Regions from separate parts of the Mus musculus genome. Here regions 2 and 3 are each linked to region 1. Evidence: chromatin loops called from intact Hi-C (ENCODE). Cell type or tissue: left cerebral cortex. All regions are shown on one strand. Each heading gives the region's core, and the rest is flanking DNA. Links, peaks and the distances in the headings are about the cores only. Region 1 overlaps Smarca2 (SWI/SNF related, matrix associated, actin dependent regulator of chromatin, subfamily a, member 2). Region 2 overlaps Gm46648 (a long non-coding RNA gene). Region 3 has its middle 38 kb from the start of Gm35554.

What was found. A loop is a pair of places that touch in the nucleus more often than their neighbours do. Peaks named below come from ENCODE experiments on the same cell type or tissue, not always from the same donor. Only the 100,000 strongest peaks of a DNase experiment are listed, where the experiment ranks them.
Region 2: a loop joins it to region 1, with 4 times the contacts of the local background. A loop is called at or near these places in 8 of 42 quality-filtered maps.
Region 3: it touches region 1 in a loop (2.4-fold over the local background); 3 of 42 quality-filtered maps call a loop at or near these places.

Annotation. Positions count from the first base shown.
Region 1 is chr19:26,727,167-26,737,300 of GRCm38, forward strand. The region is part of intron 27 of Smarca2 (SWI/SNF related, matrix associated, actin dependent regulator of chromatin, subfamily a, member 2); the gene reads left to right. Among named protein-coding and RNA genes, the nearest start is that of Gm46648, 92 kb to the right of the region's middle. In left cerebral cortex, for the core only: a CTCF peak has its summit at 4,818; DNase peaks (open chromatin) are centred at 3,453, 4,513 and 4,834; H3K27ac peaks cover 553 bases.
Region 2 is chr19:26,828,776-26,838,909 of GRCm38, forward strand. The region is part of intron 1 of Gm46648 (a long non-coding RNA gene); the gene reads left to right. Among named protein-coding and RNA genes, the nearest start is that of 4931403E22Rik, 9.9 kb to the left of the region's middle. In left cerebral cortex, for the core only: a CTCF peak has its summit at 5,994 (motif pointing left); a DNase peak (open chromatin) is centred at 5,981.
Region 3 is chr19:27,377,303-27,387,436 of GRCm38, forward strand. No RefSeq gene overlaps it. Among named protein-coding and RNA genes, the nearest start is that of Gm35554, 38 kb to the left of the region's middle. In left cerebral cortex, for the core only: no CTCF peak of the experiment used is centred there; DNase peaks (open chromatin) are centred at 5,202, 5,757 and 8,657.

The DNA of each region.
Region 1 (10,134 bases), core at 1,465-9,464:
GGCCAATTGATTGTACTCAGTCTTCAAGCACTTTGACCTCTCTGGAAATCAGTCCATATATGATGGTTTGAGTATGGTATGTTCTTCCAAACACTTGTGAATGAAGACTTGGTCCCTCGCTTGTAGATGCAGTCCACCGAGAGACCATTGTATTATGAAAGCTTTTACTTCAACAGTGTATTAATGCATTGATGGGTCCATAGAGTGACGTTATTGGGAGCTGGCAGTACCTTAAGGCCTGACCAGGGAAAGATGGTCAATTGAGAGTACGAAGGGTATCTTGTCCTCAACATCTGTCTCACCTTCTGCTTCCTGGTTACCATGAGGCAAGCAACTGGCCTGTGACACACCAGCTTACAGGCCCAGAAGGAGCAGCCAGCTGACCATGATCTGAAATGTGTGTCACCTTGAGTCGGAATAGCCTTCCTTCCTTTAAATTATTTCTGGTGTTTGCCCCAGCACTGAGAAGAGAGCTAACGTCTAGGCCAAGCGTCTAACAGTCTAGCCACACTCTTCTGTTAGTGCTATATGTGTTTGATTTTATATTTTATTTTTATACTTATATAGTATATTTATATAGTATAAGAACCTATATATTTTATTAGGTTCTTATACCTCTACCTCCCTTCAAACCCTTATTCTACCTTGATCTCTTCCAACCCCCAACACCAGGAAGGAGAGAAAGGAGGTTAGAGGGGGAAGGGGCGTAGACCTCTTTAGACTACTTCCTGCTGATTCGGGACATCGTGTCTCTTGGGACCAGTCCAATCATCGTCGTCAGGATATCTCCAACTTTTTCTTATTGTCAGACCACAGGAGCAGCAAGGGCAGCAGCTGCCTTCTTTTCTGAGCACCTCCTCCACCCCTACCCCTCTCAGGGCTCTGGCATTTATTTCCTCTCCAGAGACCCCAGAACTAAACTATCTGCAGCTGGCGAAAAATCACGCCCCTCCTGGAGCAGGAGACGATCATAGTTAGCGGCTGTGGACAAACTGAAGCAGCCTCATATTCCATACCTGGGATTAAAACAAAACCATATTTGTATATTACGCTGGGTTTTTAAAGAAACCAAAACTCTCAGTACATTGTTGGTCTTCTGTGACCAACTCTAGCCAAAGCTTACCCAGCAGAAGTCACTTCGTTAGTATGGTAAAGATGGCCCTGTCATCTGGGAAACTCCAAGGGAGTAGACACTCCATGCTAAGAACCTAGGAGTACACGGGCAAGAATTATGATGCATCAGGAAGCCCTATCTTCTGGCCTGACCTCTCTGTTCGTTTTCCTTACGTGGAAGGAACCTCTTCACCTGGCCTTCCTTTCACAGAGCAATTTCCTGGGAAGAGTGCTCCATGCTTGTTCTCCAATGACACTCTCAGTAGCCCCACCTCCACCCCATCTCCCTGGCTGTCTCTGGGCCTTTGGAACTGAAGACACTCTGTGATGGCACACAACCAGTTTGCTTCTTGATGAGTATAAACTAACCAAGAGACAAAGGTGGACGGGTTTAGTACCGCTCCAGTGAGGAGACCACAGGTGTTCAGTTTTCAAAGTCGTATCTTCTGAACGAGGAGGAAGCTGTGGCTTTTATTGGGGAAACCTCTGCATACAGGTAGACATCACCATAGATAGAGACCCAGGTATTTCTAAGCATGCTAGGTTTGAGGTCATTTACCATGTTCAAATAAAAGACGGGTGATGAGCACTTTCTGGAGCATGCTCAGCTCATTACCATATGGTTAAAATAAGACGCCTACCAATGAAGGACTCGGTGTTACTGTGAGCATAGTTTCCCCCAGATCACGCAAAATAAGCGATTCAATGATTAGAGCTGTCTCCTTTTAAGATTCTCAAGGAATCTATATTAGTAACTTTTTTTTGTTGTTGATATTGTAATTAAATAGCCAACAGGAGCAACTTGAGGGAGGAGAGAGGGTTATTTAGGCTCGTGGTTCAGGAGCTCCTTAGGCTATCACCGCGGAGAAGATGCCTGCTGGAATGAACTCAGCTGTAATTTCCCCAGCTTGCAGCTGGTCACATCACTTGGCAAACGGGAAGCAGAGAACTTCAGCAGAACGGAGGGATAGCCTTTGGAACTCTAGGCTCTGGGAGGCTGCATCAGCCCTCAAGTCTCTATGTCTCAACGTTTCCAGATTCCCTACCAGCTTGGAACCAAGGGTTCAAAGACATGTCCCCACATAGATGACATTTCACATTCAGGCAATATCAGTCTTAGCTGAAGTAAAAAAAAAAAAAAAAAGAAGAAGAAGAAGAAGGAAGAGGAGGAGGAGGAGGGAGAAGAAGGAGGAGGAGGAGGAGGAGGAGGAGGAGGAGGAGGAGGAGGAGAAGAAGAAGAAGAAGAAGAAGAAGAAGAAGAAGAAGAAGAAGAAGAAGAAGGAGAAGAAGAAGAGGAGGAGGAGGAGGAAGAAGAGGAGGAGGAAGAGGAAGAGGAAGAAGAAGAAGAAGAAGAAGAAGAAGAAGAAGAAGAGAAGAAGAAGAGGAGGAGGAGGAGGAGGAAGAGGAGGAGGAAGAGGAAGAGGAAGAAGAAGAAGAAGAAGAGAAGAAGAAGAGGAGGAGGAGGAGGAGGAGGAAGAGGAAGAGGAAGAGGAAGAAGAAGAAGAAGAAGAAGAAGAAGAAGAAGAAGAAGAAGAAGAAGAAGAGAAGAAGAAGAAAATAATGCCCCCTTTGAAGGCATGTCTTTTAAAAAACCAGAGGCTCATACTCGGCTGTTTCACAGTTCTCGAAAATGCCCACCTCCTCTAATGGCTAACAGCTTCTGCCTCCTGAAGAAGCCTGGCTAACATTCTGTCTGCTGATGGGCTCATACTACTCATACCGGTTTAGAAAGCAAAGGCATTCTTTGTCTCTGTGAACTTCCCTTATCCTCATTTTTTATTAAGACAACGGTTCTTGTTTTTGCACCGGGGATAGTCAATCTAGAAGGTGCAGAAAAGCGTGTTAACATGACTTAAAAATATTCTTCTACAGTGAGTAGTTGGTAGCTTCTGCGGGGTTATACCCAAGGTGTTAACAGTGTCATGCTAAACATTAAACTTGTATGCATCAGTTTGTGCTCCTGATATAATTGGTGTCTTGCTAACTTCCTTTAAAAAGCATACTGTAGCTTGTGTTTGAGAGCAGGCATTCCGTCTACTAGTATTGGCAGAGTTGTGATGAGAGAGCATGGGTAGGGCCAGAGCTTTTCATTTGATTTCAGTCATGTGTGTTCTACCTGAGATGTTTCTAGCATCGCAATGCTGGTGTTGTTCTTGAGGACTGGGACTTTGACAAACTGGGGTTACTGCAAAGCTAGAGGCTAAGCTGACTGGTGATTTTCTGGAGGGCTCTGCTCTGCTCCTTTGGTCTCTCTGCCAACTTCAGAATGCTTCTCTTCCTTAAAATGCTTAGCGATAACCTGGAATTTGTTTAATTGCAGAGTGGAGTGATTTTGCCCCCCAGCACTTGGAGATAATTAGAACACGATGTAGATTGTGTGCTCTGTCTAATGTGTAATTACAGCTGGGCGGAGACAACGGATTTTGGAGAGCAGGCCTTTGTCACGTGGCGGATCTGATGTCTTGAAAACGTGGTTTTGAAAAGTCCCACTTAACTTGTTTACTATCATGAGCTTCCATAGGACCTCACATGTCCGCTGTGTGCTCTTTGAACACTGTGTGATTAAAGGTGACTACAGAGGCTCCTGGCGTTGAAGGAAAATGCTTTTTCTTTTTTTTTTCTTTTTTCTTTTTCTCTTTCTCTTTCTTTTTCTTTTTCTTTTTTGGAATGATGCCCTGTCTAGTTGGACCCCAATATCTTTATGATGTGATGGAGATGAGGCGAGTCGATAAGACAGGTATTGTCAGAGGCCATAAGATTTCAAAAATGAGCCTCTCAGGAGCAAAGACAGAACATCCATATTTTTTCCTTTCTCCCCATAAATCTGCTACCAGATGTGAGTATGCATTTCTAGAGGATCTTTGGGGTCCCCATGATCACATCTGCTTTCCATGAGGAGGACATTGGGAGTTTTCTTTTCACAAAGCCTGATCTAAATGAAAGGAAGTGCAAAACACTTCAGATTGATAACAGCGGGGCGGGATGATTGGTAAACCGTAAACCGTGGAATTTACTTTGGCATTTTGAAGGTGTTGTCATGCCAGCATGCACATCCAGACAGGATGGATCTCTGTACTTGGCCACTCAGTGCAGGCAGCCAAGGTGCCAAACTCTAGAGTATAGAAGGCAGACAGCTCCCTGAAGATTGTGTTCATAAAGTACCAGAAACACACACACACACACACACACACACACACACACATACATATACCCAAGAAAAACCCAAGAGGTTGGAGTTTCAAATAGCATATTTGGAATTCTGCTGAAATACATTAGAAACAATAATATCTCACGTGTATGAAGAGGTAGGCTGTAGACCCTTTGGGAGGGTTTGAAACATGGTAACATCTCTGTTTGGGTTGGACGAAGTCTGATCCACCCCAGATCAGAGACAGGCTGGGATCTCTTAGCTCTGTTTTGGCTGAGAACATCTGTGATTCTGGGAAATGTAATTTTCTCTAAAAATAATTTATTTCATTCTGGTAGGATTTCTTGGCGACTTCATCTACAGCATAACATGCCTAGAACTTTTTATATTTTTATATTTTATGTTCTGTTTGTTACCTTAAATAATCTCCTTAATTTTGTTTAAAGACTACAAGACTTAAAACAATTGACCTTTTACTTTTTTTAATGGCATTTGGGTTTTAAAATGAGGTCATCTGATTTACCGGGGCAGAATTTTCTAGCAAGCTGCATTTCCGTTTTTATACACAAGGGAGAGCTAAGGCCCTAGAAAATAGATGTAGGTTTCACCACATTCCATCTTTGGGTGGAAGGACTGAACTAATTAATGGCGTTAAGAGCTGTGAATTACTGGGCGGGGGTGGGGGGGTTGGGGGGAGGGAATATTTGACAGAAGTAAAGGAATTTTAATAACTTCCAACAGCTTTTATTTTATATGCACTGGCCAGATATCTATAACAGCCATTTAACCCCAGTATGTTCCCCTTTTGTTAGAATTCAGCAGGGTAAATTTAACAGAAGGAATAGTCCTCAGAGGGCTGGCAGAAATAAACAGTAAAGGTTGAGAGGCCGGACAGACTTGGGGCAAATGATTGCTTTTCTTCTTTCTTCTTTTCTCTTCTTTCTTTCTTTTTTTTTAAACAAACAAACAAACAAACAAAAAAACAAAAAAAAAAACAAAAAAACAAAACAACAAAAAAAAAAACCTCTTAATGGCTAGAATTTCTGGTCTTGAATTTTATTGTTAGAAATCAGGATTTAAGCTGGGCATAGTGGTGCACGCCTTTAATCCCAGCACTCGGGAGGCAGAGGCAGGCGGATTTCTGAGTTCGAGGCCAGCCTGGTCTACAAAGTGAGTTCCAGGACAGCCAGGGCTACATAGAGAAACCCTGTCTCGAAAAAAAAAAAAACAAGAAAGAAAGAAAGAAAGAAATCAGGATTTAGCTCTCAAATCAAACTCAGTCATCAAAAAGAACTGTGGAGAATTGCCCTGGCCTTACACATACAAAGAAGCAGCACGTTCATATTCTCTTGAGAAGAAGTTGGGGGGAGGGGGGAATTAATTTGTTTCTATGGGGAAAGAAAAAAAGTTTGGAGATGTCTTTTTTTTTTTTTTTTCCAAATCAAGATTTGGTGTTTAATCCTGTGTATTTATTTAGATATATATATATTTTTTTTAAAAAGCAATAAGGCAAGTTGACAGAAGATGAATGTTAGAGTCAGGCAGATGGCCAAGTTCGGTGCCAGCCTGGTCTATCTAGCAGGTTCCAAGCCAGTCAAGGCAATATAGAAAGACTCTGTCTCACAAAACAAAACAAAACAAAACAAAACAAAAAAAAACAAACAACCCAATAAATAGTCTTTATTGTTGGTAAGGGTTGGGGCATGCACTGTTTGGGGAGAATCAATCAGGGCACGGTGACTCCATTTTCTCTGGGTGGAATGAGAAAGCCACTACATAAGGCCACTTTCTCTGCAAGCTAAGGCTTAGTGGCAGAGAGCCCAAGCCTTGGGGTCAGCAGGGGGTCAACTCCGCCTCATGACCTGGTAGCCTTTGAACTTCTAGGAGCTTTCTTTGTTTTGTTTTGTAATTTAATTTAATTTTATTTTATAAAATGTTCCACAAGGAGGGAGTCTGTGTTTGAATGTATCTCACACAAGAACCAGGATCCTAAAATGGGAGAATAGACTTTTAAGAAAAAAAAAGACTCAACAGTTTCTGAGAAATCCCAAATGGGAAGTAGGAGAAGAAAATAGTTCTGTTGTGTGTCCTGAAGAGAAGGTTTGGGTTAACGGGGAGAAAGCTTAGGGTGGGGAGCTTAACCAGGAGGGCATGCCTACTTACTGACAATGTCACAGCTTCTGGCCACGGGCATCTTCCACTCAAGCCAACCGAAGTTCACCCAACAGTTAACTAGCTCTGGCTAGTTCTCACTGAGCAGCTTGCCAGCTTACCCTCACTCAGCCAATGATGATCTTGACTTCAGTTTTCACTTTAGCCCGTGCTTACAGAAAGAATGTAAGGGCTGGCAGCCATGGAGTGCGAGCCCAGGCCTGCTGCTACCCATGTGGTCTTTGAAAGGCTTTTCTCCAGTGTGAGGAGGGCAAGCAGTGTTGGCAGAAAAGGGCAGAAGAACCAGAACCTGCCTGTATTCCAGCCAGTTCTGGGACTTCTAGCCCACAGAACCATGCAAAATACACATGTACTGTTTGTGAGCCCTTGCTTGGGGTCTCCAAAGGCAAGCAGGGCCAGGACTGGGAAAGCCGCTGATTATAGGCACGGGCTTGTCATTCTGGGACCTGAGACTCCTGGGAGGTGCTGGCTGTCGGCCAGGACACAGGGAAGCCAGGGATGTGGCTTTAGTCCAAACCTGACACCCCAAGCATCAGGGTGGGAACATGTTGACAAAAGTCTTGGACCCCAGAGGCCTAAGAATCAGGAGTCTGGTACCCAGTAGCCAGCATCCACAAATTAAATGGCCAGAAAAGGAGAATCCCTCTTGCTTCCTGCCTCTTTTTCTTCCCTGGCCCCCAGGGGATTGGACCAAAAGTCACGTTGCTGGCTTTACTGATTAAAAAGGTTATCTTATTTCAGAAATACACAAACATTTTTGAATAGTGTATTCTCAGCCATGTGAGCATCCCTTAGAGTTGTCAAGTTGGCATGCCATCACATTAGTGAGGTGTCCTCACCCAGACCCCGCCACTGTCTCCCCTCGGCTGCCCCATCCCTAACCCTGGTACTTTGCATTGCAGTCCAAACTAAGATGTGGGTCATTTTCAGCTTTGATTTGAGGAACCTTTCATATCCACTGTCCAGAGGAAACCTCCAAAGTCACAGAAAGGTGTGCTTGCTTTACAGTTGACTGTGGTTTTTAATGATCCCATCCTCTGAGTACAGGAACAGGAACTGTAAGAAAGCAGATTCGACTCAGTGATCCTGTACGGACGACTGATGACGTTTTTGTAGACACATTTGGGTACGGGAAGAGTGCTGTTACTCTGCACAGTCACAGCTGGCCACATTTATTAATGCAATTAAGAGGCAGACTCGAGAGGCGCTCTTAGCGATGATATTGCACAGTTAGCCACTTGCAAGGGCTGGTAAAGAGTGGGTCTCCAAGCACACAAGAAGTGAGAATTAGCAGAGATGAGGACACACAGTGACATACTCCAACACGCTGTAAGGTCTCTAGCTGTTCGGGAAAGGAGCAGGTGTTCAGCAACATGCATTCTGCATAATGCCACCATGTTGGCGTCAGCCCTCTGGGGGTGATATATGTGTGGCTGCCTTTGGACTGGTAGGGGAGGGAAAAAGGCTGCTGCCTCTACGGGCCTCGTTTGTCTTCCTGCTGCTGTCAGGAGACTCCATCCTTCCCAACAGACAGCAACAGCTGGGCGTGTGTGTTACCTGTCAGCCCCGTTTGGCCTTGAGGGAAGGAGAAACACAGCCTCCACATTCACTGACAAACAGGAGCTCGAGTGCAGAGTAATGAGGACTGGAGCATATGACATGTTCAGATTCCTGACACTGTAGAGGGTGACTCTCTCTCTCTGTTCTAATTGCCCAGAGGATACAGAAGGAACCTTTCAGAAGGAATGTATACTCTGATCACGCTGCCTACAATCCCTCCCCCCACACACACACACAAACACACAAACACTCCACTATTGGGAAGTGGAACCCCCAAACACTTGTACCTGATCTGTAAGGCCGTGGCCTTCTGCTCCCTTGTTCTTGACTGGCCCATAGGACTATCCTCTGGTTCTTCACATCCCCTGTCCCAGATCTCTACTTCTCCTTGTCCAGAGGAGCTCCCTAGAGACCCTTCCTGGTCACCCTTGTTGAATGGTGCTTGTTACTGTCACTTGAGGTACACTGTGTTCAATGGCCCTGCCACTGCCAAAAGGATACCTTATTGTCCTCCCCCATCAGTCCTGAGCTCCGGGGACAGCCAGGGTCTCTACTAGTGTATCTCAGGGACTGGAGTAGCACCACCATCCTAGCGAAGACTCAGCAAGCGCGTGAATCAGTGGATGTGGTTACAGGCAGCAGGGAGACCTAGGAGAGGAGCTTTGACCGCAGCCCCTCATCCTTTCCACAAAGCCGGTGGAATGCTGTGCTTTCTTTGTGCTCATGCACATCAGGATGGGCATTGCCGGCATCTCTCCAGGAATGTCCCAGCGATCCATGCCCTTGTAAAGATTTGCTCCCCGAAAGAATCCTTTGACACGCAAGTGCCCCTGCACTTTTCGCAGATGTGAAGGCTCCAGTATCCTTCCAGGAAGTGTGGATGAGGACTGGTGCCAGGCGGTGGTGGCGCACACCTGTAATCCCAGCACTCGGGAGGCAGAGGCAGGTGGATTTCTGAGTTCGAGGCCAGCCTGGTCTACAAAGTGAGTTCCAGGACAGCCAGGGCTACAAAAACCCTGTCTCAAAAATAATAATAATAATAATAAATAAATAAAATGCATAGAAAGTTCAACTATTGCTTCCACCCAGCTCTGTCTCAGAAACCCTGCCAGGTTCAGCTTCCATGTCCTTCCCAGCAAGGGCTGGATTAAACCTCAACTGCCTTAAAATGGAAGACGCAAGGGACTGAACGAACCAGATGTCCCTCTTTTCATTCTGTTCAAGTGTCATGAATGAACGTGCAGATTTTGAGTGTGACACCATGATGCTCGGTGTATATATGGCTTCCTCCCCCCTCCTCATTAAGGGAAGAATTGTCAGGATGAAGGAAATCTGTGGTCCAGACCATGACATTTTGCTCTAGGCAAAGCTTGCTTGATTCTTGTCCGCACACTCCTGCTCAAATATAATATTGAAGTTCACTCACTGTGCTCAGAGCCCTATCACAGAAAATCACATTCTTAACATGTCATACTGGTTTTGGATTTTTTTTTTAAAGATTATCTTGCACTTGAACCTTGTAGGATCTTTTCACAACAACTTTTATTATTATTATTATTTTTAATTGAGCCTTGTGGAGACTTCCTCTACTCTGCCGCTGCTCCTGACGGCATAATAAGAGAATGTGGGTCAGACAGCTGGAAATCTCTTCTCCGCCTGCTAACTCAGTTTCCCTGTCTACACACTGGGGTCATAAAGTGGGACTAGGAGTAGACAGAGCCCCTCCATCCTGCCCTGTGATTCTTCAGCACTGCCTTTGGTGACCACAGAGGGGTGATTCAGTCTTGTCCTGGGCCACATCCAGTTCTATGACACTCAGCCCTTGGGGACTTAGGACCCAGACATGTTTCTTTGTTCCTCATCTTGACCATGTCGAGTTGACAAGGGTGCTCTGTTGTGACTGTGGGCTTTGTAACTGATCCTTTGGGTAGACGTCAGGAACATCCTGGTTATGAGATGCATGGCATTCACAAAGGTGAAACCAGTCTCGTGTTGTGATGGGCCATGATAGGTAAGGTGCCAGCATGAGAGAATAGTGAAGGTAGCAGCTACTGCCACATGGGCCGCTCCTTACAGGGAGTTGAGACTTTTATCAGTTTTGCACAGACCCAGAACTGGGATTGTCAAGAAACGGCCCACCT
Region 2 (10,134 bases), core at 1,459-9,458, 100 kb after region 1:
CCTTTGAAGGGCTGGATTTGTGGAAAGATATTGTGTGAACTTGGTTTTATTATGGAATACTTTGGTTTCTCCATCTATGGCATTTGAGAGTTTGGCTGGGTATAGTAGCCTGGGCCGGCATTTGTGTTCTCTTGGTGTCTGTATAACATCTGTCCAGGATCTTCTGGCTGTCGTAGTCTCTGGTGAGAAGTCTGGTGTAATTGTAATAGGCCTGCCTTTATATGTTACTCGACTTTTTCCCCTTACTCCTTTTAATATTCTATCTTTATTTAGTGCATTGTTGTTTTGATTATTATGTGTTAGGAGGAATTTCTTTTCTGGTCCAGTCTATTTGGAGTTCTGTATGCTTCTTGTATGTTCATGGGCATCTCTTTCTTTTGGTTTGGGAAGTTTTCTTCTATAATTTTACTGAAGATATTTGCTGGCCCTTTAAGTTGAAAATCTTCACTCTCATCTACTCCTATTATCTATAGGTTTGGTCTTCTCATTGTGTCCTGGATTTCCTGGATGTTCTGAGTTAGGATCTTTTTGTATTTTGCATTGTCTTTGATTGTTGTGCCCATGTTCTCTATGGAATCTTCTGCACCTGAGATTCTCTCTTCCATGTCTTGTATTCTATTGCTGATGCTCACATCTATGGTTCCTAGATTTCTTTCCTAGGGTTTCTATCTCCAGCGTTGTCTCACTTTGGTTTTTTTTTATTATTGTTTCTACTTCCCTTTTTAGGTCTTGTACGGTTTTGTTCAATTCCATCACCTGTTTGGATGTGTTTTCCTGTTTTTCTTTAAGGACTTGTAACTCTTTAGCAGTGTTCTCCTGTATTTCTTTAAGTGAGTTATTAAAGTCCTTCTTTATGTCCTCTACCATCATCATGAGATATGCTTTTAAATCTGAGTCTAGCTTTTCAGGTGTGTTGGGGTATCCAGGACTGGCTGAGGTGGGAGTGCTGGGTTCTGATGATGGTGAGTGTTCTTGTTTTCTGCTAGTAAGATTCTTACGTTTGCCTTTTGCCATCTGGTAATCTCTGGAGTTAGTTGTTATAGTTGTCTCTGGTTGGAGCTTCTTCTTCCTGTGATTCTGTTAGCCTTTGTCAGCAGACCTGGGAGTCTAGCTCTCTCCTGAGTTTCAGTGGTCAGAATACTCTCTGCAGGCAAGCTCTCCTCTTGCAGGGAAGGTGCACAGATATCTAGTGTTCGGACCTGCCTCCTGACCAAAGATGAAGGCCAGAAACAGGGCCTGTCCCAGAAGCTGTTAGCTTCTGTACTCCACACTCTCACCTGTGCAGACTAGTCTCTGATGGATCTGGGAACCAAGATGGCTCCCCCAGGTGCTCCAGCAAAGCCCTCCAGGGCAGGGCAGACACCTCTCCCCTGGCAGGGAAGGTGCCCGGATATCTGGAGCCCGAAATGGGGCCTGCCCCAGAAGCTGTGTGGCTTCTGCCTGTCCCAGAAGCTGTTTAGCTTCTGTAGTCCGCACTCTCACCTGCGCAGACTAGTCTCTGAGAGATCCAGGACCAGAGCTAACCCTGTTTCTTAATCTAACCCTGTTGGCAGGGTTTTCTAGCACAAGTCCATTTCTTTAGGAGCTGACGACAAACATATCTCTTCAATCTTAACCTTCTTCCCTTAGTCCTCAAAGGCTCCTGGTCATTTCCTAATGCAAGGTGCATTATATTTATCTCCAAAAGACTCCATAGTTTGGAGAGCTCCAACCCTGTTCAAAAGTTCAAGTTTAAAGTCTCCTCTAAGACTCAAGGTCAATTCTTATCCACAAGTCCTTGTAAGAGTAAAAAAGAAAATTAAATTCTTATACAATGGCATTCCCATCTCAAAGAGAAAAGAAGATACATGTCAAAGACTGAAAGGCAGCAGGCCAAATGTTTGGTCCTGTTGGTTCATGCTTGACATCCTGGATACATGGTGGTGGAAAGCAAGCTCCAAATAACTTGTGTTTTGTCATTTTCAGCTACATGGTCTCTCACTTGGGTGGGCTCTACTTGCTTCATGCATATCAACCAGCCTTCCTTGGCAGATGGACACCCTGGGGTCTACACCACAGCTTAGGTTTCTCCCTCATGTTTCTTGTATAATCTTCTCAGAAGTTGTCTATAGGGATTCTGACCCTGCTATATATTGTCAGGTCTCCTGTGTCCTCCTTTAATACTTGGGTAGATGCTTTTATAATAACCCTATAATTATTGCATTCTACATGCCTACAATGCATAGATAACAAGAAGGTCCACAACCAGGTTGAACAGTAGCTAGGTCTCCTTTAGATCCATGGCTATACTGGCTTCTGAGTGTGGCTAATCTCAGAAAGACATATACCTACGGAAACCTTGGACTACTATTAGTTTGACTCCGAGGTCTCTTCTTAATTCAAGGTCTTCCAAATGAGTTAAAAATCTTTATACCCTTAAGCCTACTATGAAAAGGTTACAAGATTTCATCAGGACATCTTTCCTATTGTCCTAATGTAAACTTTTTTTTTAATGTCCCTGACTTCTTTAGCAGTTAAGATTTCATGGGTCTGGCTTTAAGCTCCCTCCTTTTAAAGGTGAAGTGAAAAAGAAAATTTAACCTTTCTATCCTACTCTTTGGTCATAATTTTCTTTGGAAACTTGTGTCTAAAGGTATCTAGCAACCACTGTGCCATAGCCCGAACACCAGATGGCCCTGAATTTTTTTCATCATATCAATTATCCTTCTTCTTTAAACTCAACTTGAAAAGTCTCAGGGCATAGAATAATGTAGACAAACTCTTTGTGACAGTATGACACAAATAACCTGTAGATTAATCCTCAGGTATGTCCTTGACCCCATTCAGAACCACACAAGCACAACTATTAGTTCGGATATTGCTCCCAGCATACTGGTTGAGCTCTCAATAGAATCATGCATTAAGCACATCCTGAACTATTCTTAGCTTTTTCTAGCCAATATTTTCAAACTTCTAGATTCCTCCCACATCTGTACTGCCAGGTAGTCATAGCAATGGCCCCACTTCACTGCTACCAAATTTCTATGCTAAACTTCTCATTACAATGGGAAGATAACTGAAAAAAGAACGTATAGGGAGACAGATTGACTTTTGGCTCAAGGTAGAGCAGAGCACCTCACCCCATGGAGGTCAGGAAACAGAAAGACGATGACTGGTTTCTCCTTTTCTCCCTCCTCATCTTTCTCTGGCAACAGCTTTATATAGCAGATGTACACAAACCTCCTACCTGTTTCTCAATCAAATTGGAAACCAAGATTAACTCCACAGTGAATAATTCTCAAGAATCTGTTTCTTATTCTTGCAGTTATATAACCTTACTATAGCCAGCATTGTCCCCCCATGCAGGTACAAATTGGTTGAAGGAGGGTTAATAGTAACAAAAACTTATACACACACAAACACACACACACATCATAGATCTATACACTGAAACACTGGTCTTAAATACATATACAGTGCTCCCTTGGTATGTGTAGAAAATAGGCTGCAGGACCCTCGAATACTACACCAAAATATGAAGATACCCAAGTCCCTCACATGAAGTGGCATACTAGTTACAATGAACTTATACATATTCTCCCATATATTTTAAATCATCTCTATTGTTTATAATATATAAACCATTGTAAATAAAATGGTTCTTATAGTGTCTTGTTTAGGGGATAATGACAAAAAGAGCACATATACATACACATACACATGATGCAAATACATTTAAAAATATTTCCAATTAGACATGTCACAAATAGACATGTGGAACCACAGATCTCAAGAGCTAACTATATATCTTAGTCAGGCTTTCTATGCCTGCACAAACATCATGACCAAGAAGCAAGTTGGGGAGGAAAGAATTTATTCAGCTTACACTTTCCACATTGCTGTTCATCACCAAAGGAAGTCAGGACTGGAACTCAAGCAGGTCAGAAAGCAGGAGCTGACACAGAGGCCACGGAGGGATGTTACTGGTTTGCTTCCCCTGGCTTGCTCAACCTGCTTTCTTATAGAACCCAGGACTACCAGCCCAGGGGTTGCACCACCCACAATGAGCCCTTCCCACTTGATCACTAATTGAGAAAATGCCTTACAGCTGGATCTCATGGATGCATTTCCTCAAGGGAGGCTCCTTTATCTGTGATAACTCCAGCCTGTGTCAAGTTGACACACAAAACTAGCCAGTACACTACACAGTATTAAAATTCCATGTGGTGTGAGGCTATTCAGGAAAAACAACAAACAAACAAACAAACAAACAAACACCAAAAAACACCGTATTTAAAGAGACCATGAGAAATGTTGGTAAAAGCAAAAATAAGACCAGGTTTAAGAAACACTGCCAGCCACCTATTCTGATCAAACCTGGTTGCATGGTGGAATTTCCTGGGGACCCTTAAGAAATGGGGATTCCAGAGGCAGAGTGGGCTGTTGCTCAACTCACTCTGGTGATAATTTCTCTGTAAAAATACCAACTTGTACCACTCTTCATACAGCAAAATACCAGCCTCAGAACTGAGGAAATCAAGTGAGCCCTTGGTGCCTGCCTTCCGTATAACAAAATGAAAAAGGAGCTGAAGAGGGTAGAAAGAAAAATGCTATACCTCTATCCTAACTTCAAGCTACCCAGTCCAGGGCCATGTTGGGGTGGGGGTGGGTAGGGAAATCAAACTTACTTATGACCGATGTGAGAATTCAGTCCAGGGCCTAGACTTGAGACCCAGTATAGTGAGAAGTAGTGTATACCAAAGCCTTACCCTATAGCTAACCTACAGACTGAGCTACTGCAAGTGCATTAGGTCAGGCACAAACACACACAGCTGCCTCCACCTTTCCCTCAACCACAAGATGCCAAGACTTAAACCACCAGGGAGCATGATCCAGCATGGGGTTTTGTCTCAAAGTCCAATGTCATACTGACTATAGTGAGACCAAGCACACAGTAGGTGCTAAAAGCCCCCATTTGCAGACAGAGCTTCTAGACTATCTCTGGCATCAGGTGGAGACATGTATGTATGTGGGTCTAACCTAGATTTTTCTACTGGAAGGGCCTTGGAGAACATTTACCCTCTTCCCCAGATTCTGCAGGCTGAGAGGCTCAGCTATGACCTAGTTTCCCACTGGCTTTGGTGGTCCAGAGGCAGACATTCCCTCAACTCTAGCTGTACTGTAAGGCCAGTACTCTCACCTTTGCCCCAGTGAGACTCATCTTTGAGCCTGTATCACTGATAACTGCATTGTAAGACTTGGTGCCCTCCTGAAATGTCACAAGTTTTGCAGCTGAGAAATGCAAGTGTGGCCAAGATTAACATTAACCCAGGTGGCCTAGATTCTACCTTTACTATTATTACCCCCACTTCAGACACTGTGGTGTGGTGGGAGACCGGGTTCAGGGATATCGGTGGGAAAGTAGTCATAAGACTGTCTTCATCCTGGGATTTAGAACTGGACCTAGGAAAGTTATTCCCAAGTTATTCAAGAGTTATTCCACCTCTGGAATAATTCTAATGGCAGGGGAAGATGTGTGGCAACTGGCCATCACACCTCACACTTCCAGCTAGCATCAAAATGACTGGTTGCAGTGTCTTTGAACCCTAGATTCACCTAAGCCACAAATAGCTCATAGATGTGAGGACCTTGATCCTAACTATTGTTAGTGTTATGCTCATCTTTGTGGGCTGTGGGCTCAGGGTATGAGAGAGCTTAGGATCTTCATGAGCGAAGGTGTGACATAGAAGATAAAGATGGTCTCTTTATGGCAACTCTAGCCAGAGCTAGACAAAACCCTGGATTGTCTGCCCACAGGTCAGTGATCATAGATGAGCTACCTGGGATTATCCTATATGAGGAGAGGTTTGTGGGGATATGTTACCCTTCTTAGACATTTCCCCTGCTTCTCAAACAATTTACTAACAGATTATTAGGGACAATCCTGGGTGTGGATGCACTTTAGTACAGAGGGAGTGACAACACAGACCTGGCAAATTTGGACCTGGGCACCACCTAGTGCTGATCAAGTGGAAATGACTATAGGCACCAAGAAAGAGAAGAGACTGCTCAGAGTGGCTTTGATGGTATGTGCCTGTAATCCCAGCACTTGGAAGGATGAGGCAGGAGGATTATGTGTTCAAGGTCAGCCTGAGTTCCAGTCCAGCCTTAGCAACATAGTTAGACTCTGCCTCCAACAACACAGAAAGCCAGTTTAGGAAGACTGGGATGCATTGGGGTTTTGGGTTACTACATAGAATTTACAAATAATTTAAAGAGTTAAAGACTTATTTTTAGCTCACAGCTTCAGAGATTGCAGCCACGTAGAATGAGAGCATGGTAGAAAAGAGCTGCCCATAGCAGCCAGGAAGCATGAGAAAGAAAAGTGCAGGAGGCAGATCTAACCTTCAAAGAACTCCCCTGTGGCTCTTTCTTCCATCTGGGCTCTCTCCCCTAAAGCTTCTATTGTCTCTTCTAATAGCAATTATTCTAATAGTATCATTAAAATTCATAATAATATTGTCAGCTGAGGATAATTCTTCAACACACAAGTCTGTGTGGAACATTTCATACTTAAGCCATGACGCAGGAATAAATAGGGCTCCTTCGGTGCCCAGGTGATGTCTCACACTGACAACATCCAGAGCTTTCAGAAGACATGACTTTGTCGAGTCGGCAGCTGACCAGGCAGCCTTCCGCACAAGAGTACTAACAGAATTTAAAGCAGCTGTTCTAAGGAAACTCAGTGAGTTGTGGATGGAGGTGCCCCAAAACAGACATCTCACAAAGAGATGGAAACAATTAATAAGAAATCAAACATGGTCTTGAACTGAAAAGTAGCATGTGGTGAAATTAAAAATGCAACAGAAGGGCATCAATGGCAGCAGAGATCAAAGAGAAGCGAGCATTCCCGGGTTTGAAGACAGGCTATTGGAAAATGCACAGCACAGAACAACAAACAAAGCAAGGAGGATGAGAAAGCTTATGGGAGCTTTGAGACAGCATATATAAACAGAACAACAATGTTTGGGCCACTGAGATGCATGAAGGACTTCATAATTCCAATGGGGTTAAAACTTTATTCAGAGAGATGATAACAGAACATTATGGAAACCTTGAAATGGGTTTCAGGATTGGAAAAAAAAAGATGAAAGTCACTGACAAATTTAACTCAGGCCTATGACATCTTAAAATCAAACTCCAAAGGAGCTCAGCTACAGGGGAGAACTCTCTCCTGCAGCTCCATGGTTGGTACGCCCCAGAGCATGTGTTAGCATCATGTGTACTCCAACAGGCTCTGTTAGCCTTGATTCTACCGCCCTGCACGTCTGTCTGCTGGCTTTCTGCATTCCTGGTAAGACCAATGCCCCACATCTCTACTGTGGCTTAGGTTTTGCCCTCAATGTCCCTCTCCCTGGCCTCTTCAGAAGTACTTGCAGGGAATTTGGTCTTGCTATGCACTGTCTGGCCTTACCTGCTTTCCTCTGGAACCTTACTGCAAGTCTTGAGGACCCCGCTGTTGTTACATTCTGCTTGCCAGCAAAACCAGAGCCCCATGGACACTTTCTGGAGCCAGCTGGACAGGTAGCATGGTCTTCTCTCATCATAGCTGCAGTGGCCTCTCTGAATGCCTGTGGGCTTGAATGTAAGGAAACATTTTCCAAGTTGGTTCTATTGGAGCAGAGGATCCAGCGTGAACCACTCTCTGTGCAGGCTCTTTCATCTTTTAAACATACATGTTCCTTTCTGAAATGAAAGATTTTCAAATAATATCATAGTGTTCCTGCCTGGAGCCTTCATTGAGTAGACGTGTCCTCTCAAGGCACTCTCCCTATTTTCCTAGTGTTTAATGATCCTTATGGCAATCACAGTCGATTTGCCTGCCCTTTAAAACACATTATGACTCTTTTGACCAACTGGACATTTTTCATGTTTTTCTGCTCTTCTCTGAATTCTAAACTCTTAGTATAAAGCTGGCTTAACATAGTAAACAACAACCTAATGGCAACCTTAATGTTATGCTGCCTTGAAACATCATCGTTACTTTGAATTTAGGCTCTCAAAATTTTCAAGATATGGGTATAGTCAGGTTATTGGCCTGGTTATACCACTAATGGCCCTGATAGGCTCCTCATTGCTCTCTGAACTGGCATCAGCAGTCTTCATTGCTTGGCACTTTCTGTGGTATTTTGTTCTTTAGGACTCCACCAGAATAGTTATTAAACTCTCCTGATAGCATCCTAGGGTGTGGTAGTTTGAATAGGTTTAGCCCCCATAGACTCATGTGTTTGAATGCTTGGCCCACAGGGGATGGCACTATGATGGAAGAGGTGGTCTTTGTTGGAGTAGCTGTGGCCTTGTTGGAGGAAGTGTGTCACTGCACAGGTAGGCTTTAAAGTCTCCTACGCTTACGCTCCACCCAGTGTAGTATGGGTACCTTTAGACCAAGATGCTGAACTCTTGGCTCCTCCAGCACCATCATCTGTCTTGCTTCCCACCATAATGATAATGGACTAAACCTCTGAAGCTATAAGCCAGGCCCAATTAAAAGTTTTCCTTTATAAGAGTTACCTTGGTCATGTTGCCTCTTCACAGTAATAAAACCCTAAGATGTAGGGCTTTCTCAGTACTGATGTTTCAAACTCATATATATTCTTCCAATAGACCACTTCCAAAAGTCTACAAGTCATATAAGGTTCCTCAGGGCAACAACCTCAGGGTGGTTCCAACTGTTCTTCATACTTTGTTGTAACCAAATAGAAACAAGTTAAGGTTGGAATCATTTATTCTGCATTATTATTTTGGGGTAGGCAGTTTGCCATGCCATGTGAAAGTCGGAGGACAATTTGTAGGAGTCAGGTTTTTTTCTACTACCATGTAGGTAGGGTAGAACTTGGGTCATCAGGCTTGGCAGTATGTGGGCTTTCCCCACTTAATCACTTTATTGGCCCTGTTTGTTTCCATTCCTATTCTAATAATTTTAAGTTTCTGTACTTTCAAAATTTTTTGTTGCTACATTCAAAAGATTTTTTTTTAGCTATGACAGAGATCTGGCTGTGACATCTGTTCCTTTACTGATTGCCAGGATTGATTCAGATGATCTGGATGGCTAGATGGGGATGTTTCATTTCTCCCTTCCAAGGCTGTGTACCTTCCGTTGAAAAAGATAAACTTCCTCTATAGAGGACAGGCTTTTGGTAAAGGGTAAAGTATCAGTCTGCAACTCTTGCCAGGTCCTCCAAACAAGTTCTCAAAAGGTGTTGTTTATGTGAGTCTCTCTCATGAAAACCACAAAGCAAGCATATAGTATGCAAATAAAAGTCTATGAGCAGGGAATCAAAATATACTACTAAAGTAATTCACTTAACTGCCAAGGAACATTATGAGAGGCAGGAGGAGGAGGAAAGGATAGAGGAGGGGAGAGACAGGGAAGGAGAGAAAGAAAATGGGAGGGAGGGGAAGGAGGGGAAAGAGGGAGGGGCATAAGACATTTACTATTATAATTACTTTGAATGTAAAAGAACGAAATTTGCCAATTAAAATACAGTTACTGAGTGGGTAAAAAAGATCCAACCATAAGTTGCTTACAAAAAACTCAGTTTACAAAGTAAAAACAGAGACAAACAGCTAACTGCTAGTATTCTTATCTAGATGCTTTCAGGTCCTTGGAGACATGATTAAGTTTCATGCTCCTATCCTGATAGCCACAAGATACTCCTACAAGCCTTCCTTCCATGTCATACTGGGTTGGCATACCTTAAATTGTAAACCTAAACAAGCCCATCTCCATGAATTTATTTTCTGTCAGATATTTGGTCAATAGAATGGGAAAAGCAGCTGATGTATTCAATATGTTGTTAGAAATCAGAATCCATGAATATTCTTTCTCCCTTACTTTTCATTGTGGTTAAAATCATATCCTCATAATGAATAAACTAACAATTACAGTTAGAAACTCATAAAAAAAAAAAAAACTCAGTTTACCTCTTAGGACACGCATAGCCTGACAAGGGACTGATGAAGCAAGACCTTCCTTGCAGACATAACTTAAAAAGAATGAGGAACAGCCATGTTAACTTAAGATAAAATGCACTATAAAGGCAAAGGGATAAAAAGAAATAAAATACCGTATACAATAACAAAGGTATCAGTTCA
Region 3 (10,134 bases), core at 978-8,977, 650 kb after region 1:
AGCCCAATCTCAGATGACTCTAGACTGTGTCAAGTTGACATAAAAACAAGCCAGCACAAGCAAGCCCATGGTTTAGTGGCTTGAAGGAAGCAAATATATTCCTTTGCCTTCCTTTTCTTTAAGAAATATGAATGAAAAATATTCACCACAAGCTGGGCATGGTGATGCATGCCTTTAATCCTAGCAATCTGGAGGCAGAGGCAGGCAGATCTCTGTGAATTTCAAGGCCAGCCTGGTTTCCATAGTGAGTCCCAGGATTGCCAAGACTATCAAATCTATATCTCAAAAAACAAAACAAAACAAAACAACACAAAACAAACAAGCAAACAAACAAAAAATACACAACCAACTTCCCAGCCATGTTATGTTGAGGGATGGCTTTCGAGATCCTCCAGTCACAAGGATAGCACATATTCTCCTGGTTCTTCCAGTCCCAGACCTCATACAGTAGTATTCACTCTAAAGCACTATCTGCTCAAGTCCAATATGGGGCTCTCAGAAGTACTGCCTTAGCATGGAGAGGCTGAGAATGAATTCCCAGACAGCAGAAGTGAGAATGAAGGTGGAAGACACAAGGACCTTCTTAGCTGAGTAGTAGAAAGGACTTTCTGAAGGGTCGGGGGCCCCTCAGGAGACAGAGAACAAACCCTCTCTACTCAGAGACAGATATTCACATAGCCAAGAAGCAAGGCCACCAGATGACATGTAAATCGTTCCAGCGTAGCTCTAACCTGACTGTATCAGGAGAAAATAATTTCACGTAAGGAGCCTTTAAAGAACTGTGTTCTTGCCATGGATATTTCTCAGCAATAAATCCCACGGGAGCACTGCCTGCATGATGTTATTTAGGACAGTTAAGGGAGATTTTGGAATTACTGCAATGCCATTTAAATTCATTATCTAATGCTAATTAAAATGATCTGTTTCTCTGTCACCGAGGAAAATCTTGTTAGGGAAACTGATGAGCTGCAGCGGGTTGTTAGTGAGCTGGGAACACACGATCACAGAACTGCCTGTTGAACACACGGGAGGGAGGACTACCCTGCACCTGGCCTTGGTGAGAAGACCCGCATTTAAAGAACACTGCCCAGCACAGCAGAGCTGCCTCTGGTTCTCTAAGCCAGTGCCTTTGGGTCCAGCTACCCAGCCTCTCTGGAGGGCTAGACCCATGGTTTTCAACCTTGAAGCCACAGCAAATTCATCAAGCATATTTCAATATTCCAGATACGGATCCCCACCCCAGGCAATTACAGAAGAATCCCTGATAAATAAGCTAAGCTCTTTAGAGGAGTTCCAGATGCGGGTGGGACGGACGCCTCGTGCATGGAGAGGACTCTGCGATCTCCCCATTTCTAGACTGAACGATGGAAAGCCACTGGCTTCTTTCATTCCCTTCTTTTCGGTTCTGGCACTGGCTGTGATACTTAAGCTCAATTGGATTTGGAATCGTCATCTGGGACCCTCACTTCTGGGTAGGTTTGTGAATGGTTTTCCAGGGCGGTTTAACTGAGAAGACTCAAGCGCCATCCTACTGGGTGGAGTCCTAGATGGAACACAAGGGGCAAAGGAGAGCTTCGGCTCAGCAGCACCCCGTCATCTTCCCTTCCATGGTGGAGTAACCAATCGAACTGAGCCATGGTAAAATCTCCCTTCCTCAAGTTGCTATAGTCAGGATTTTTTATTTTATTTTATTTTATTTTATTTTATTTTATTTTATTTTATTTTTTTTGTCATGGAAAGAGAAACAAGCACCCTGGCTGTCAGTCCAACTGACCCACACTCCCATTAGTATCTGCTAAGCACCAACTGTCTGTCTTGGTCATCTTTGCACATCTGTGGTCCTCAATGCGCATTGCATGCATGAATAGTGCGGAGGTTAGCGACTCAATTTGCAGCTTTCTGTTTAGCCATTTTGCTGTGCTTATTTTATTCATCAGAACAAGAAAAATGAGCTATAAAATGTCAATAACAAGAGAGTCTTTGTTACTGACAGAGCGTTTTGGACAGCAGGCTTACATGAGGGAGGAGTTACTTCTTATTGTATATTGTCTCAGCATTCACTAGCACCATAGAAATGTCAGTTCTTAGATTTCAAACCAAATCTGTGCAATGAGAAACTGTTTGGGCAGGATACAGAACTCTTTTTAGTGAGTCCTCCATAGATTCAAGAAGCACTACTCTAAGGATTTGAGAAGGAGGCCACCCAAGGAAAGTCCAGCAGAACCAAGAAGCTGCCAGGGACCTGGACTTCCCTTTGCTCACCATTTTCATGGCCACATAAGAACCTTGTGCACAGGTTCACCAGGGCAGCGGTTGGGATCCAGCGATCACAAGCTGGTCTAAGGGAGTAGAATAGAGAGCACACATTCTACTTTAGCATGACTGTGTCAGAGCACAGCACCGCTTCTCACATCACACTGCAAACATAAAAACCTTCAAAGAACAGCAAAAACAAGGCACATCTTGTTTTGTTTTGTTTTCTGTGAAGAAAGTAGAAAATGACTGATGGTTGGATACTGAACTACCCAGTTCAAGATCAAGGTTCTAAAAATGAAAAAAAAAATGCAGTAGTGGTGTGTGTGTGTGTGAGAGAGAGAAAGAGAGAGGTTTACACACACACCACACATATGTACCCATGCACACATATATACATGCAAAAACAGGCATAGATACACACACACACACACACACACACACACACAGATTCAAAATGAAAAAAGGAAAAGCAATCAAGGGACTGTTTGTGGTATTATCCAGCAATGCCAATAAGAAAAGCAAGCCTATGTGCACAACCTAAGCATGCAGACCACTGTAAGCTCGTCATGCATGGTATCTTGTTTCTTCACAGTCCTATGGGGAATTGTTACTCTCATTTTATAGAGGAGCAAAGTGGAGCTTAAAGAGGTTGTCCAGGTGTTTGCTTTTTGTTGCTATGCAACAAAAACTCTGCAGGAAGGAGGAAAGGGTTTATTTGGCTTAAGTACATTACAGTCAGTAATGTCAGAGCAGGAACTCAAGCAGAGACCATGGAGGAATACTGCTTACTGGCTTGTTCTGCCACTTTTCTTATAAAGCCCGGGCCCATCTGACCAAGGCTGGCACAGCTCACAGTGGTCTTGGCCCTCTTGAATTAGGATGCTGACTAGTTTATGTCAACTTGACCCAGCTAGAGTCATCTGAGAGAAGGGGACCTCAACTGAGAAAAATAAAAGGCATTTTCTTACTTATCAACTGACACAGGATGGCTCAGCCCACTAGAGGTGGTACCACCCCTCAGCTGGTGGTGTTCGATGCTATAAGAAAACAGGATGAGCAAGCCACGAGGAACAAGCCAGTAAGCAAGTCTTCATGGCTTCTGTATTAAGTTCTGCCTCCAGGCTCTGCTGTTTGCCCACCTCCAGTTTGACTTGCATTGCCTTCCTTAGATGAACTATGACTTGGGATGTATGAACCAAATAAACCCTTCCCTCCCAAGTTGTCTTTGGTCATGCTTTCATCACGGCCAATGGTAATGCCAAATAAGACAGTTAGCAATTAAAATAAGTCTCACAGACAGGCTGAAAAGCCAGTCTAATGGAGACAATCCCTCAATTGAGATATCCTTGAAATTTTGTTTCATGTTGGCTAAAACCAACCAGCACAACATATGTCCATGAATGGAGAGTAACTGAAAGCATCAAATGAATGAATTGAAGAATGTCGTCTTCAAGCATGCATTCTTAGTCTCAAAGCTGTGACTTGCTGTTTCCTGACCACAGCACACTTACAGAGGAAGTCTGACTCCACATCTGAACATATTAGACAGATATGATTGGGGCAACTTGGTTGAGTCCTGGTGGGGATTCTAGAGTTCCATCTGTTCTGCCATGATTCAGCTACTGATGTGTCACGCAGAAACCATGGCTACAAGGATATGGTCTGAAAACTACCTGATATATCTCAAGGTCTGCTTCTTATGGTGGACAGAGTGAAGACCCAGACAGTTTGGATAGCTCAGCCTAAGTTGCATGCTTAAGTGTTGGGCAAGAGCACCTAGAACGCTTGTCTACTCCCAGATCTTACATTGCACCACAACACCACCTTGACTCTTAAGCCAGTCTTTTATCAAGTTGTCTCCCACCTTTTCCCCAGAATAGGGTTATTAAAAGGATTTACAGGATAGGATAGAATTACAGCAGGTATTACCCCTTATACGGAAAAGTCAGAAAATTTCTCCCACTGTAGCCCAGGAAGGTGGGTAGGTATTCCTCCCCTCAGCCTCGTCAGTGAAGCCTCTGCCTTGTACAGATCCTGCCTGCCCTTACCTCATACTGCGCCACTGGCTAAGTCACTGGCATACACACAGAAGGCAAGAGGCCGAGAAGGAAGCCAGCGCGTGGCATTAGCTCCATGAAACATGAAATACAATTCGTCTCTAGACAGCTATGGCCATAGGTAATGAAGCCCACATGCCCACCGAAGCAAAACCTGAACATTTTAAGTCACCTACCAAATATTTGCATAGTTTACATAATAGATAATGTAAATGCTATGCAAATAATTACCTTTATACCATTTAAATAGCAAAAAGGTCTATACATGCTCAGCACACATTGTGCGTGTATGTATGTGTGTACATGCCTATGCAGATATAAATGACAGGAGTGGAGACCAGAGATCACTATCAGGTGCATCCTCAATCGTTCCACCTTGTCTGACGTAGGGCTTCTTGCTACATAAGAACTCATCAACTTGATAAAACTAGTTGGCCCACAAGCCCAGGATCCTTCTGTCTTCATCCCACACCCCACTCTTAGCACTGTGATTTGTGTGTTGGCACACTCAGCTCTTTATATGGATGGTGGGGGATCTGAACTCAGGCCCTCATGCTTGTGTGGCAAGCATTTCACCAACTGAGCTACCTTCCAGGTCCTGTCCAAAACATTAAAACACATTTTTTTCTGAAGCTGGGGATGTAGCTCAGTTGGCAGTGTTTGCCAGGCATGCATTCAAAAAGCATGCTTTTCCTATTTGGAAAACAGTTATCAGCTGGCTAGTAGTCCTGGATCTGTGCCCTGAAACTGTAAACAGGGTATTGTGATCATGCCTGTAATTTCAGTACTTGGGAAGTGGAGGCAGGAGGATTAGAAGTTACAGGCTAGCCAGAGATATGTGCTACAGACTCAAAACTATTTTTGATCTTGGGTTGGCTGAATCTACGTATACAGAGATAAAAGCAACCATTCAAAAAGCCCCAGGGAGGGCTAAGGAACTGTATGTAGGCACACACACACTTGTTTTTCTTTCATTTTTATTGCTGACTGACTTAAATATGGGCTGCAAACTTATTCCTCCCCACTTGCTGGGACTTGGTGTCTTCTTTTTTTTTTTATTGTATTTCTAGTCTTGGCCTTAAACAGCTTCTCTAGAAAGATATTTTAAGTTGCTCCTCATTTTCATAGAATATCAGTTTGCTTTTTGCCCACTTGAGTGCTGAAACAAATGTTCCCTGCATGGTATGTGTTTTTCTTGATTCAAACAGACCTATACATTAAATTGTATACAGGCAAAGTTCCATGACTTAGTTTTCTAATGAGAAGAGTCTTGCTCCTCAATTATAATATACCAAGGAACAAATTTCAACTGAGCAAGAAGCGTTAATGTTCATCGTTGTGGGGGTCTGAATAAGAACGGTCCCCACAGTCTTTGAATGTCTGGCTTCTACCTGAAGGACTGTTGAGAAAGGATTAGGAGGTGTGGCCTTGCTGGGGGAGGTGTGGCCTTGTTAGAAGTGCTGGGCTTAGAAGTTTCAAAACCCCAACCAGGTCCAGTCTCGCTCTTTCTGTTGCGTGCTTGTGGATCATATGTAAGCTCTCAGCTACTGTTCCAGCTCCATGCCTGCCTGTTGCTATGCCTCCTGCTATGACGATCATAGACTAACCTTCTGAAATGGCAATGAAGCCCCCAATTAAACGCTTCCTCTTATAGGCTGCCTTGTCATGGTGTTTCATGTTAGCCACAGAGCAGCAACTAGGACACTCAGGAACTGAAATGTCACCCTTAAACGTTTTCTTCAAAACAAATTTAAACACGATCTGAATGCAAGAAAATGGCTATCCATAGAATACCCATGCCTGCAGTGCCGAGGACACCACAATAGCAGTGGGCAGCCTGCTTTCTCTATTTGGCAATCAGCTATTGCCTGGCTACTACCTTTTACCGGGGCCAAATGTTGTCTGGGTTTGGTTGAACCAACAGGTGGAAAAATAACATAATTACACCTAAAGCATCAAACATACAAACAACAAAACACAGCACTATAATGCGAGAAAAAGCATACATCCTTATATAAACATACAATGATTTGCATGTAACTTATTAAAAAATAAGCAGGAAGACATAGTAAGTTAAAAGGACACACTTGATTGAAATCACACACACAAACGTAATGAAGGTCCTAGAAGAAGATGACAAATTTAGATCAACCTGGGTAAATTCTGCAGGCCAACTCATCTTAGGTGTTTCCTATGCTATTGGATAGCTAACGCTTACAGTTCTACACACCATCTTTTTTTTTTTTTTAGAATTATTTTTTTTATTAGGTATTTTCCTCATTTACATTTCCAATGCTATCCCAAAAGTCCCCAATACACTCCCCCCCCACACACTCCCCTACCCACCCACTCCCACTTTTTGGCCCTGGCGTTCCCCTGTACTGGGGCATATAAAGTTTGCATGTCCAATGAGCCTCTCTTTCCAGTGATGGCCGACTAGGCCATCTTTTGATACATATGCAGCTAGAGTCAAGAGCTCCGGGGTACTGGTTAGTTCATAATGTTGTTCCACCTATAGGGTTGCAGATCCCTTTAGCTCCTTGGATACTTTCTCTAGCTCCTCCATTGGGGGCCCTGTGATCCATCCATTAGCTGACTGTGAGCATCCACTTCTGTGTTTGCTAGGCCCCGGCATAGTCTCACAAGAGACAGCTATATCAGGGTCCTATCAGCACAATCTTACTAGTGTATGCAATGGTGTCAGTGTTTGGAAGCTGATTATGGGATGGATCACCGGATATGGCAGTCTCTAGATGGTCCATCCTTTCTTCACAGCTCCAAACTTTATCTCTGTAACTCTTTCCATGGGTGTTTTGTTCCCAATTCTAAGAAGGGGCACAGTGTCCACACTTTGGTCTTCGTTCTTGAGTTTCATGCGTTTAACAAATTCTACACATCATCTTAATCCCCACTTTTCTTTTCATTGGTTTTCTATATAATTATATACTTTACATTCTGATCCCAGCTTCTCTCCTTCCTCTCCTTCCATTATCTCCTCCCACCACGCGCCCACATCCTCCTGCCCTCCTTTTCTTCATAGAAAAATGGAGGCCTCCCATGGATATCAAACCACTTGGCCTATCAATTTGCAGTAGGGGTAGGTATGTTTTCTACTGAGGCTAGACAAGGCAGCCCGGTTATATCACCCACTTTTCAAATAGCTACGACTCCCTTAGGAAGACCGATGACAAATATTCAGGCAGACATTGCTCGAGCAAGCTCTTGAATGGGGCCAATCTGGATCCTTCTGCCAGACAGTAGAGATTTTGTTTCTGTCTGTTTTTTTTTTTCCATCTTTCCTTTAAATCTCTAACCTACAACCTTGTAATATGGGTCTAAAATAAGCCTAGCAACACGTGACTACCTAATGTTTTGCAAGGCACCTTTGCACACACACACAGCCTCTACGAGCCTGACACAGCATCCTGAGGGCTTTCAGGCATAACTTCTACCTTCACAGGGATGAGTGGAGTGCTCTGGGGATGAACCCTTGCCCGCATTCTTGGTCAGAATCAGGGCAACACTGCACTATCAGATCTTCTGAGGACTTAAGTAAGCAGATGGCTTCAAGCAGGTGGTTTTTGCTTTATAGGATCAAGATCACCTGCTGGCCAGTAGGTAGACCCCTATGGTAGCCCTCTCCAAAATAAAAACCCATGGCATTTCTGCTACAAAACCAAGACCAAGGGTTATCCCTGCCTTGTCTCTTGACTGATTCAAACTTGACCTCTGGAGGCTAAGACAAGAGACTGGAAGGCCCCACTTCTCTTCTGTACCTTCACCTAGGTGACCTCATCTTACCCCCATTTTCCCCCCCTGCAAACAGCCTCCCTTTCTAACAAGTCTTGCACTATGACATCTACATAATAGGGTTGATAGACTTCACAAGAAGGTGTTGTGACAAGCAACAGCTCAAGGTGCTATTTCTATCAAGATCATTTGCATTTCAAAAGGATTTTTATTTGGGTTCAGAGTTCCTCCAGGCTTCCTAACCCACAGGCAGAAGGGACTGGAGGGAAGTGCAGATATTCTTACCCCAGACAATAGCTGAAGCAGTGAATACCTAGCTCCAGTGACTCCTGTGTGCAGGAAAGGGGAGGCAGAAATGTTCTGCCTCCAAAGGCTAGAGAGTTCATTTCACTTTCAAGTCACAAGTTTCAGAGTTGTCACGGGGCCTTTAGAATAATTTCCAAATTCCAGTGATCCTTTGTGTAGGAAGCCTGGCTATGAACCACCCAACTGGGCTAGATCCAGTTCTAAGCGCTTCACATACACAAACTCATCAAATCTTCACAAAGACGAGGGGAGGAGGTGTTGTGCTACTTTCATTCCATCAGTGAGCAAACTGAAGCTGAAGTTGTGCAAACTTCCCACAGTCCACCAAACCGCAGGGCTAGGCTTCAAATCACTTGCTCCAGGCTGGCGCTCCCAGACAGTATTTTTTTATTGCCTCTCACTTCACCTGGTTTTTGTCTTCCAAAAGCAGTGGGTTCTGTGTGCCAGTGTTTCAGAAGCCATGCCATCTCACCATGCTAACTGACAAGAAGGAGGAGGACTGAGCAAACCAGACTGCTGCAGAGAAGGCGAGGAAGGGCAGCATTCTGGGCTTTATACCCCCTGAGCCCAACTCTGTCGTCTTATGTATCACCAAGAAATGAGCTACCTGTCAAGTATCGGCCATGTTCATGTATCACTGCTAAGATGCAACTGAAAGATTTGCAATTCTCAAGTGTGCAGAATGGAAGTGATGGAGTATGGCAATATTTATGCAAGCAGTCTGCAGTTCAGGGTCCAAGTAGCCTGGGATTCAGAGGAGAGAGCATCTTTCACTGTTTTGCTCACCTAAGCTGGAGAACTCAAATGCTCTACATTCTGATTGGATGCTCTCACTTAAGCAGAGTACTTTGGTCTGTTAACCATTTTTCCCCTCAAGAATCAACTGTGATTTGGGGGACATGAGGTCATGATTGGGGCAGGTCATAAATGGCCTCCTCTTTCTCACCTACGATGATGATGATAGTGATGATGGTAATCAACTGCTGGCAAGGTACCAGATGGACCATATGTCTCCAGAAGGCTGTTATTTCCAGCAGATCCATATGTAGACTTGGCTTAGATACTGAAATGCAAATGGCAGAATGATTGATTGATCTAGTAACAAGACCAAAACTCCTACCTGGTCAAATGCTTCCAAAGAGCACATTCCTGCTCTGTGATGCTGGTCTCTAAGAGTCCATCCACCACTGCCTGTTATAGAAGAAGCAACACCACGTCATCTGTATCCACTAGCAGATACATGGATAGGGCTGGCAACATGAGCCTTAAGTGCAAGACAAGTTCTACTTAAAAGGAGAGTCTGTTTTCAAGCATCTGGAAGTGATTTAAAATATCGAAATTATTCATTATGCTTAATTGTAGTCATTAAGAGCGCAAAGTCAGATGATTCTCACGACCTTACCAGACCGTTATCACCCCCCACCCAAGTACTCAACACACGAGGCATCAAGAGATAGTCATGTCTTCTCTGGATGTAATTAAGAACAGAACACGGGCTAACATTACTCACTCCCACACCTCTGATGCTCTATCAATCTATCCACGGGCTTACAAACGTGCTGACTTGTGGGGTAAGTGAGTGGGACATTTTTCTTTTTATGAAAGACTCTAAAGCATGATTCCTTGACAGCTCTGGGAGAGAGGGCATCAGGAGGACACTGTGTGGAGTACAGCGTGTTTGCAGGCTGGAGTGCAGAGTAGCTACTTTGTGCTACCCATAAAACGCAGACTAGACAAACAGCACAAGGCATCTTCTGGGTGGGAC